Linked DNA regions of Mus musculus: region 2 is linked to region 1. A link is a loop called in an ENCODE intact Hi-C map of the cell type or tissue named here. Cell type or tissue: heart. All regions are shown on one strand. Each heading gives the region's core, and the rest is flanking DNA. Links, peaks and the distances in the headings are about the cores only.

The links. Hi-C counts contacts between places; a loop is a spot of excess contacts. Peaks named below come from ENCODE experiments on the same cell type or tissue, not always from the same donor. Only the 100,000 strongest peaks of a DNase experiment are listed, where the experiment ranks them.
Region 2: a loop joins it to region 1, with 1.8 times the contacts of the local background. A loop is called at or near these places in 1 of 42 quality-filtered maps.

Annotation. Positions count from the first base shown.
Region 1 is chr10:40,427,105-40,432,487 of GRCm38, forward strand. All of the region lies in intron 2 of Cdk19 (cyclin-dependent kinase 19), which reads left to right. Among named protein-coding and RNA genes, the nearest start is that of Gm32234, 24 kb to the right of the region's middle. In heart, for the core only: a CTCF peak has its summit at 2,207 (motif pointing left); no DNase peak of the experiment used is centred there.
Region 2 is chr10:40,297,962-40,303,344 of GRCm38, forward strand. Amd1 (S-adenosylmethionine decarboxylase 1) reads right to left here and starts at 4,227. Exons shown (of 8, transcript NM_009665.5): 1 at 3,788-4,227. The coding sequence starts at 3,897. In heart, for the core only: no CTCF peak of the experiment used is centred there; DNase peaks (open chromatin) are centred at 2,920, 3,640, 4,310 and 4,870; H3K4me3 peaks cover 3,540 bases; H3K27ac peaks cover 2,689 bases.

The sequences.
Region 1 (5,383 bases), core at 90-5,089:
TCATCCACATTTGCCTGATTTTCATCATTATAATGTAATGATTTCTAGCCTTTTAAATCTAATCATTGCTTAGTGTATTTCCGTAAGAGCTTCACATCTGCCAGTTTAGTTCATTTTAAAAGATTGAAGTTGGGCTGACTATACAGCTCAGTGGTTGCATGTCTGACTTTGAACAGACATTGAATATTTCCAACACCACACAAAAATATAATAAACATCACACTGTTAGCGTGAATATAATTTTTTAGCATTCATTGATTAGAAATAGTAGATGGATAGTAAAAAGACATAAATTAAAATTAGTTACTTCATTGTGTAAACCAGCCCTCTGTTTTCTCATAATGCACACGTAGGTTTCTTAGCAGACTGGGAATGAAGTAGTTTTGTGTAACAGAGTCAGTACAGTAGATGTTTCCTGAATTGGGTTCAGTTTAGACCAATGGTTGACTTCTAGTTACCTCTGTTAAAATCTCTGTGAGGTAGTTTAGAATGAAGGATGCACAATTGATTGATCGAGTCTAATTCATTGTGTTTATGCCTCCTCTTGAAGTGTCGTGAACCAGATAGCGTTTAATCATTTCTATTGGTAGTTCAGTGGTTATTAGTTACTAATGCAAACCCTTAGCTATAATTTATAAACAATGGTGTAATTTCTTACAGTACTTGGAGTGGTCACTCAACCATTTAGATTTAGAAGATGGCAGAGGGAGGTAGGGAGGGGGTGAATTAGAATGCTCTTGAGAATTAGGTTTTACTATGCAGACTCCATTGTATCTGTTTCATTTTTCATATTTTAACTTTGCATATTCAAAGTCCTGTTGATTTATAAGAAAGTTTTGAAGTTCTCATATGTAATGTATTACATGGAAGCTTACCTAAATAAACATACATCCTATCACAATAAGGGCGATGTGAACTTATTTATTTTAGACTTTACAGCTTAGATACTGCTCTCAGAGCAAGTATGTGCACAACTTGAAGTCAGAGAGAAGAGCAACCAGATTGTTCAGTAGGAAGAGAAGTAGAGCTCATGTAGCCACCGTAGTAGGAAGAGAAGCAGAGCTCATGTAGCCACTGTATTATGGTCGGCAGGCTCTCCTACTGCAGGGTTTCAGGCACCTGGGAGGCAGCACTGTGCTATTTTCCATCAGGCCCTGTTTCTTTAATGAGTACTTCTTCCTGCCTTGATTGGTTAGCTTTTTTAGGAATGGAAGTAGAACTATATCACTTTCCTTCTCCCTCCCTTCCTCCAGCTCCTCCCAGGTACCCTCCTTTCAACCTCTCCCACGCAACCCCCCCCCCCAAGTTGAAAGCCTCTTCCTTTGATTATTACTATTGTAACATCATCTTCCTTCTTCTTGGATATTCCCATATATATATATAACTATAATATACTGAGTCCATAGTAGTCCTTAGTTGCCTCTAGTTCTTTATCTGGAAGTGTGTGTGACCCCATGGGCTCTCTCCCCTTCTGGTTAAAATGCCTGTTGATCCTTGACATTTGACACTTTATGATGACTAATCTATTTCTAGAGGAGGCTGTTTCAGAGCACTTCCGGGAATTCTGGTTCTTAGGATCTTTCTGCCCCTCTTCTACAACGTTCCTGAGCGATGGCTCAGAACACAGGCGCTCTTTCTTACATAGTTATTATAGCTGCCAGGACTCACCATGTTCCATTGATGTCTGTACTGTGTCTGTTTGTAGTTTTCTGCGATAGTTTCCATTTCATGTAAAGTCAGGCTTCTTTGAGGCGGGGGTGGATGGAACTGACACTTGGTTAGGGTTTCAACTAAAGTACAGTTACAGCTCTCATTTATCAAGAATTTATCTTATGCTATGCATTCTACATAGATTATTGCATGCTTGTTTTTTTTTTAATGTTCTTGCAAGTAATGGTAGTTATGAGTAGAAACTATAATTGGTCAAGAGTTTGGCATTGAGTTTATATACTTAATCACTGTATAGTCATTTATTTGTTATGGGAGCCCGTGTAAGTAGATTATTCTACAAGATTCAGAGTTAAGGAGCTTACTTTGTGTCATGCCGCTAGTAAATCAGAGCTCACTTGCTTTTGTTTCTGCTTGCATTATATGTGGTGCTGTATTATGACAAGTGGAAGTGTGTATATGTGTATGCATAGTGGAACCTTGCATAGTTGGGCTACTGTGCTTATTAAACCTCCTTTCATAGTATGAGTGCCTCCTGCTGGAAGGTTATAATGTAGCCAATATGCTTTTGAAATGCTAGCTTTGAAAAAGCCAGTCAAAGGGGAGGGCATCTAGTTTCACTATTAATTACTAACAATCATTTTAGGATCACTCCCCACTGATATCAGGCAGTCCTCCTAATTTACTATAGAATTCACTGCTTCATTATTATGTTGTTTTAAATTTTATATACTCAGTACTTTCTAAAATAAAGTCATTGGAATGCTTTTACCCAAGAGAAAGTTTGATGGCCCTGTGAGTCATATTGTTATTTAAACACACACACACAAAGAATAGAAAGTTGAATTTATTTTGGGAAAAATAAGTTATTTGAGTATAAGAATTTTAGAGTCCTTTTTAAAAAAAAGAGTCTGGAACCCAAGGGAGTATTATAGACAACACGAAAGGCAATGTGGTAAAAATAGAAATGGGGAGCGTTATAGGCAGCACAAGGAGTGTGGGTGAAAATAGATATGCATGTTGGAATTGGCTTGGTAAAGAGTTCAGGGCTTCAGGAAAGAACTTAAATAGTGCTTTAGAGAAAAATGGTTTAACTTAGATTTTGTATGTGTTTAGGACAGTGAAAAGAGGATGCTTCTTTTTTTGTTTGTTTGTGGTTTTTTTTTTTTTTTTTTTTTTTAAAGATGTATTTATTATTTAGTATATGTAAGTACACTGTAGCTGTCTTCAGACACTCCAGAAGAGGTAGTCAGATCTCGTTACGGATGGTTGTGAGCCACCATGTGGTTGCTGGGATTTGAACTCCGGACCTTCGGAAGAGCAGTCGGGTGCTCTTAACTGCTGAGCCATCTCACCAGCCCTGTGGTTTTTTTTTTGTTTGTTTGTTTTGAGACAGGGTTTCTCTGTGAAGCCCTGGCTGTCCTGGAACTCACTTTGTAGACCAGGCTGGCCTTGAACTCAGAAATCTGCCTGCCTCTGCCTCCCAAGTGCTGGGATTAAAGGTGTGCGCCACCACTGCCCGGCAAGAGGATACTACTTCTTATAATTACTTGTCTGGAAGATGTGTCCATTGAACATCTTGACAAGGTTGCAGTGCAATCAGGTTACCACACTGAGTGTCTAGCAAGGCAGTTAGCGTTCGGTGTGTGTCACAGCCTACTTAACAGCTGTTTAAATGGATCTGAAGCATATTTGTGGTTGCATGGTATCATGTGAAGCAAATATTTATAGAACTAAAGACTAAAGTCCATTGACAAAATAGGATTTTTCCAAGAAGTAGGCCATGGCTCTCTCCTTTCATTGTATCCTTTCTAGATCACCACACACTGGGACAAGGGGAGTTTTAGAGAGGAAGGGCTGTCTTTAGGATAGGTGATGTTTCTTAAAATATCAATAATGTTCATTGTAAAAATCTTTTCAAAAAGTAAAGTGATTGTCATCTCACACGGTGAAACAGGTACTATTGATATTTTGCTATACATTTCATTTTGTAAATAAATTATTTTTATAGATTTTAGAATATTATATCAACATTGTAGCAATATGTAGCATTAAAAATGTATAGTTGGACTGGAGCTATTGCTCTGTGGTTAGGAGCATACACTGCTATTCCAGAGGACTTCCACTGGATTCCAAACCCCCTTGTCAGGTTTCACAACTGCTTGTAACTCCAGCTTCAGGAGATCTGATGACTCTTGTAGTCTTGTCCACAGACTCCCTACAATTTAAATTTTTTAAATTAAAAAAAAAACTTTAGTGTATATATCTGAACCTATAACATATGGATATACTGTAATTATCCATTTTGCTATTATTGAACACTGAGGTTGTTTATGGCTATTTTATTTGTTCTGTAAATAATGGTAGAAGGCTTACTTACTTGTTTTGTTGCAAATTGAGGGTAGTGAATAGACTTTTTGTGTAGTGTTTATCCAGGATCTAATGTTTCGTTTGTAAACTAGTCTTAAAAATACATCTGAGAGCTGATGAGATACTCAGTTGATAAGTACTTATCTCTCAAGCGTGAAGACCTGATTCAGGAGCGTGTCCTTTTTAATAGAGGATAGTTTGTCAAAAAAATCAAAATTTTACAAGGCTATTTATTGTTTTCATGCATAAGAATCACACTGGCTCAACAGATTTAAGTCATTCAACAAGTGTTATTGAGTGCTTCATTATGTCATAGGCACCATTTTGAGCACTGGGACTGTAAAACAACAAAAAGCTTTGCTATTAATAGACAATGACAATAAACAACTTAAAACGATGTCTATTTAAGTAAGTACCTCTGTACAATGACGGTTAAAAGAATGATAATTTTGGAAAGATGGGAAATGAAGGAACCAAGCGGAGGCTATAACTTATTCAAAGGGGACTCTTTAGGACAGGTGTGCATACAAGTTAGGAACATTGAAATAAGTGTGCAAATTGAGGCACAACCAACTTCTTCCGTGGCATCGGAAGGAAAGTCAGAGATGCTGGACAGCACAGACCTCGCCTGACAGTAGACAGGACATTTTCTGCGTTGTGGTCAGTTACCTGCAGTGTGGACTTATGGACCAATCTCCATGGTGCTGGGGACAGGGAGCCAAGATGGTACTCTCCTGGAAGTGCATTTTATTCCATTGAAGTAGAAATGTTTTCCTTTAAATTTCTAAATTAAGAAGCATTAGTTTGAAATTGTAAAGAGGAATACAGAGCTGAAGTATGTTTGAAAGAATATATAGTAATATACTTTTACTTTTAAAAAAAAACTTTACATCTGTCTATTCTTTCCTTTGAAGACAATTTTTAATTTAGTTGTGAAAATCACAGTACTGACTGGAAAGCAAAGTGGCGAAGCGCTAATGACAATTTCAGTAGGAGGGCCAGGGAGGACTTCCTCAGGAAGTGACGGTTGAGACTAGAGTAGAGCAGGCCCCTCCTCCACTTCAAGCCCCTGATTGCCTTTGCCATTTTCCTGAAGATCAGATGGAGTTGAAGACAGGGAAAGTCAAGAGTACCATCTCAGCTTTAGCCATTAGACACTGAAGTAGAGATGCTGCATTTGGGGGAGAGTTGTGAGCAGGAGGCAAACACCATATACAAATTACTTGCATAAGTGTTACTTAAATTCCGTAAAGCAGATGTGTTCAGCAAAACCAAGAACCCCCGAGCTCCTTCAGTGTGCCTGGGATTGTGCCATTCGCTTTTGTCCGAGAAGTCCATGGTTGAC
Region 2 (5,383 bases), core at 176-5,175, 130 kb before region 1:
TTGTGTCTGGCTCCCCGGTGCTGAGATTAAAGGTGCCTGCCCAAGTCTACCTAGCTAGTAAGCTACCCACTATTTCCTACCAAATTGAACCCTAAGAACTCTGCTTCTTTAATCTGTCAACTTCAAATGTATTTATTCTGTGAGGTTAAGTGGATTCTAAAGCCTTCATTCTCCCCTTCATCCAGCTACGTTACCCACGCCATACTCTTCTCCAATCAAGTAGCTTTAAAAAAACTAAGCTGCATTAGCCAAGATGGATCAGCAGTTAAGAGAAATTCCAGATTCAGGCCTGGTGGCACATGGTCCTAGCACTCAGGGTGCAGAAGCAAAGGGATCCCCATGACCTTAAGGGTCCTGGAGCTCCATTTATATAAACAAACCAGGCTGACCTTACAAATCAGCAACAACCCTGTGTGAATCTGTTGCTGTGCTCTAGTGCTTACAGGCCCTGACCAGCCTGGACTTGCTTACTATGTAGACAAGGCTAACTTCAATCTTCCTGCCTCTGCCTCACGAATTCGGGGATTAAGAGCTTGTGTCATAACACAGCCAGAAACGCATTCTTAAAAGGTCCTTCATGCTCCCTTATAATCCATTCCTCCCTTTATAAGGCCTCTAATCCACAACTGACCAGTCTTGTCAGTCTGCATTTCCTAGGTTTACAGAAATGAAATCTTACAGCATGCATGCTCCTCAGGCCTCTTTTCTCAGCATATCTGCTTACATTAGTGCTCGTGTGGGGCACAGAACAAGGCTTCACTTACTGCTGGGCAGCATTCTGTTATATGGTTATACAACTATCCATTTGTTTTTCCATTTCTGGGTTCAAGATCTCACTATGTAGCACCTGAGTGGCTTGAAACTCACTTGTACACAAGCATGGCCCCTGCCCCCTCACCCCCACCCCTCCCAGTGCCAGGATTAAGTGTGCCATCAATTCCTAACGACCTCCCTCCCCATTAGTAGATTTGCAGTTTGGGGACTAACACAAAACTGCCATTAAAATTCTCAAGTCGATATAATCAATTAGATCTTAAAACTACCAGGCCTGGTAACCTTGTGAAGATGTGGAAAGCAATGGCTATTTCTTTTTTTTTTTCCTTTTTTTTTTATTAGGTATTTTCCTCATTTACATTTCCCATGTTATCCCAAAAGTCCCCCATACCCCCCCCCCATTCCCACTTTTTGGCCCTGGTGGTGTTCCCCTGTACTGGGGCATATAAAGTTTGCAAGTCCAATGGGCCGCTCTTTCCAGTGATGGCCGACTAGGCCATCTTTTGATACATATACAGCTAGAGTCAAGAGCTCCGGGGTACTGGTTAGTTCATAATGTTGTTCCACTTATAGGGTTGCAGATCCCTTTAGCTCCTTGGGTATTTTCTCTAGCTCATCCATTGGGGGCCCTGTGATCCATCCAATAGCTGACTGTGAGCATCCACTTATGTGTTTGCTAGGCCCCGGGCAATGGCTATTTCTAAAGTTACCCTTTGACTCTCTTCTGTAGGCTTATGTTGAATAGGCTTCAAACATAGTTTCTTTAACTGCCCATCTGTCTTTAGACAGGGTTTCTCTGTATAGCCCTGGCTGTCCTGGAACTCACTCCTGTAGACCGGGATGGCCTCGAACTTAGGAATCGGCCTGCCTCTGCCTCCCGAGTGCTGGGATTAAAGGTGTGCACCACCACTGCCCAGCATTAGAATTGCTTCCTGACAGCTTTAATACCTAGTGTTTTTATATTACTGTTATTTTCCCCAGCCTTGACTGCTGTTAATACTATAAATATCAGTTTATTTCATCTTATTAGCCCATGGTTATTCTTTCCATTTCAGGAAAGATGCAGGTCCCCTACAAACCTCCCTGTTAGCACTGACTCGTGATTTATCCACCTGCTGTCTCTCAGACACTTATTTAAAGTTCATAACAACCAGTGCACCCTCAGCTGGATGGCCACTGAAAAAGCACTGAATTTTTTTCAGTTCTTTCGAACAGATTTCAGCTCTACTTGATATATAACAGTCACACACACACACACAAATCAGTTTCTGGTTACACAAAGTAAAGGTTTTTAAACATTTAATAAAAGCACAGGTCGGTGGCAAAGCAGAGGCAAGTGGATCAGGTCAGCCATGGCTACACAGAAAAGTCCTGTGTAGAAAAAAAATAGCCTACCTTTTTAAAAAGGCCCATCTTTCCTCTACTCAGGAGCCACTTTAATCAATATATTTTAGCATTAATATATATTATTATTTTAGCCTATGGCTATTTTGCCTATACGTGCCCCACAGATGTGCAGGGTCCTCAGGAGTCAGAAGTGGGCGTCAGATCCCCCGGAATCGGAGTTAGATGGTTGTGAGCTGCAATGTGGGTGCTGAGAATTAAATCCGGGTCCCCTGGACAACTAACTATCTAGTATCTAGGACCCTTAACCTCTGATCTATTTTTAGAATCCCACTCTGGTACTTCCAACTAAGTTGAGAACGAAAATCTTCTCTTTATCAACAAGAAATGTTTTTTGTAATTTCCTTGCGTACCCCTCTTTCAGGTCGTACCAAGATTTTCTAGGAAATAATCCTGGAAGCACCAGCTTTCCGAGACGCCTATCACAATCAGCTTTCCATATCTGTAAAAGAGGTAAGCTTCTCTATGCTTACTATGAGAAAACGTCAAGGGTTTGTAACTGAAAATGGCACACACTTCACATGAGGATCGAAAACTGAGACCTTAGCACTTCGGGTACATTTTTTTCCCTACAATGGAAACGTCTGCAGCAACTAGTAGGAACTGCGTTTCCCAGTGTGCCTTAAAGTCTCGGCAGCACGTGGCCGCTGGGATTCTCTTCTCGCTTTTTGTCAGAGGACGGTTGCACCGCGCAGCCAACATTCCTAAAACGCCCATTGGTCCACACCCTGGGGCCAGGCTCCGGAGGGGCCCAGGAGCTCATTGGTCCGCCTCTCAATGAACCGGACCACGCCGGTTCCTCCGCCACTCTAGTCCCATTAGTGCGCTTCGGAGCACGGCGGAGCCCGGGTACCGGCCACCAAAGCGGGAGGCTGGTGTCACCGCCGCCGGGTCCATGCATCCTCAGTGTCATCCGCGCTTCAATGCTCGACTCTCCCAGCGAGGTCACTAGCAACTCTCCGCACCACCTCCCGTGTCGGGTGTGAGCAGGGGGCCCGCAGGTCTCCTTTGCTCCAGCTTAAGGCATTAAGTAAAATAGATCTTCGGGCTGACAGGCTTGTACCCCGGGAAGCAGGCAAACCCTCCAGCACCCCGCTGCGCTCTCCCGGACTTCGCCTCCGTAACAGGTTACACAGCCCAAGGTCAGGAGCCTCCCGGGCAAAGCCCGCGGAGGGTCCCGAGGCGCCCCGCTCTGCTGCAGGGCACGTCCGGGCGTCGGCGGGGCCCGGCACTGCGACACGGCCGCTCCCGCCCAATCCCGCCGCCCGAGCGAGCGCCACGCGCGGCCGCCTACCCCGCGGCGGGAGGCCTGCTGGTCGCCCCGCGGCCCAGGCCCACCCAGCTCGTGCTCCGCCCGCCCCTCACCCAGCCACACCTGCCGGAGGGCCGCGTGCCCCCCGCCGGAGCCCGTCAGCCCAGCCCCGCCGTCCGCCGGGGACGTTACCTGAGCACGCGGCCGCGCCGGCCTCCTCCCCTCCCCCAGGCGGCGCAGGCGGCCCCGCAACGGCGGCGGGAGAAGCCAGTTCCCGCCCGCCGACCTGGCCCCACCTGAGGCCGCGACTCGTGCCTCGCAGTCGGCGGCGAGCCGCCCTCAGGCCCAGGCACCCACCTTGGGATGGTACGAAGATCCCCAGATCCCTGGCTTGCGTCGGACTGCTGTCTGGAAAACCAGACCTCCAGCAGTTTCTCCGTCCCTTCGAAAAAATGTGCAGCTTCCATCACCGTGAGACTAGCGAACAACCAACAACCACAGAAAATCAACTAAATTAAATCTCTTCTCCCGCCGCTCCTGCCGCCGCTGCGGATTGTTCCAGCTGTGTTACTAAAGTTCAGGTTCCTTTTTTTTTTTTTTTTGCTATAATTTTATATTAACTTTTTTTTAAAAAAAGGACTAATAAAATTTTCCCGGCTATTTTCGTGAGCGAAAGTTGAACGTGAGTCTGTTGGAAATAGAGGCAGATACAGTTCAGTCTCTTGTAGTCCGCTGCTTTCCCGTTAGGAGAGTTGAGCGAGCGCTAGCTAATGTCGCCGGCCATACTGTGTAAGCGAGGGTTCTGCGTGAGCGCAGACCTTATATAAGCATCCTCCCCGACAGGCCAGGAAGTGACGCCATCGCCCCGCCCTCAGGGCCTCATAGGGACCGCTTCGTGTCAGTCAAACGTCGCCGAACGCCGGCTGGCTGGCGGTGGGCCCACGGGGAGTGCAGGGGACTACCAGCTTGGTTGCAGATGGAGCTGCCGCTGTCCCTTGAGCGGGAGACCGCTCTGTTGTCCGGCTGGGGACTTGGGAATCTGGGATTACTTGTGGAGCTGGTGGGGAGAGCGGGAGACAGGCGAGGCTGTCCCACGCTGCACACAGCTGGTTAGCAGAAAACAGGAGGGAGTCTGGAGGGGTGTCGCGGGGCTCGGCGGGGGCGGTGGCCACTGCTGGGTTGGCGTAGTGCTTTGATCCTGTGCGGTTTCTCGTTTCAAGCCGAGGTGGTTTTTGGCTTTTTAAAAAAAATTTTTTTAAACCATTTTTTCACGTGTTTCCACGAGACGAACGCAGCCTAGGCAATAAAATTGTCAGTGACGTACGTGTGGCCCGGGGTCGGATTGGAATGCGCTTTAATTCTGCTTGTGCTTTATCTGATGTGGGAATGAAGGCAGTTCTCCACGGGTTTACACAATAGCCAGAAGCGTCGTCTTCCTATTTCAAAAGAGAAAAGAGAAAAGCAACGTGGCGCCCAGCCTTGGAGGGCTCCGGCGCTATCTACCCCCCACCGTGTGCCTAGCCTAGCTTAGGAGTTGGCCGCCTTCCAGCAGACACCTATCAACCCGTACTCCATTAGGTCAACTGGTGGATATTTAGTTTGCAAAACTTCCTAGGAACTAGCTTTATTAAGTATAATACGAGGTTATTTGATATTTTTCTTAGGCTATTCTTAAAGGGGTGAACTAATTGAAAGTATTCCTCACAACCACCAGTACCACGCAAATTTACAAATTTGCCTAAAATTGCCTAAATGCCTAAAAAGGATCTTCGCGAGTATATAATAATAATGTAAATGGGTAGCAAAGAGTTTTCACTAATGATAATCTAAAGTATAAATTAGGGGTCAAATCCAAGTAGGATTTTGTTTTGTTTTTTTTTTCTTCTGCTATCTTCCTTTATTTATATTTGCAGTATGAAACACAAGCTCTGCACACATACTTGCACACTCACA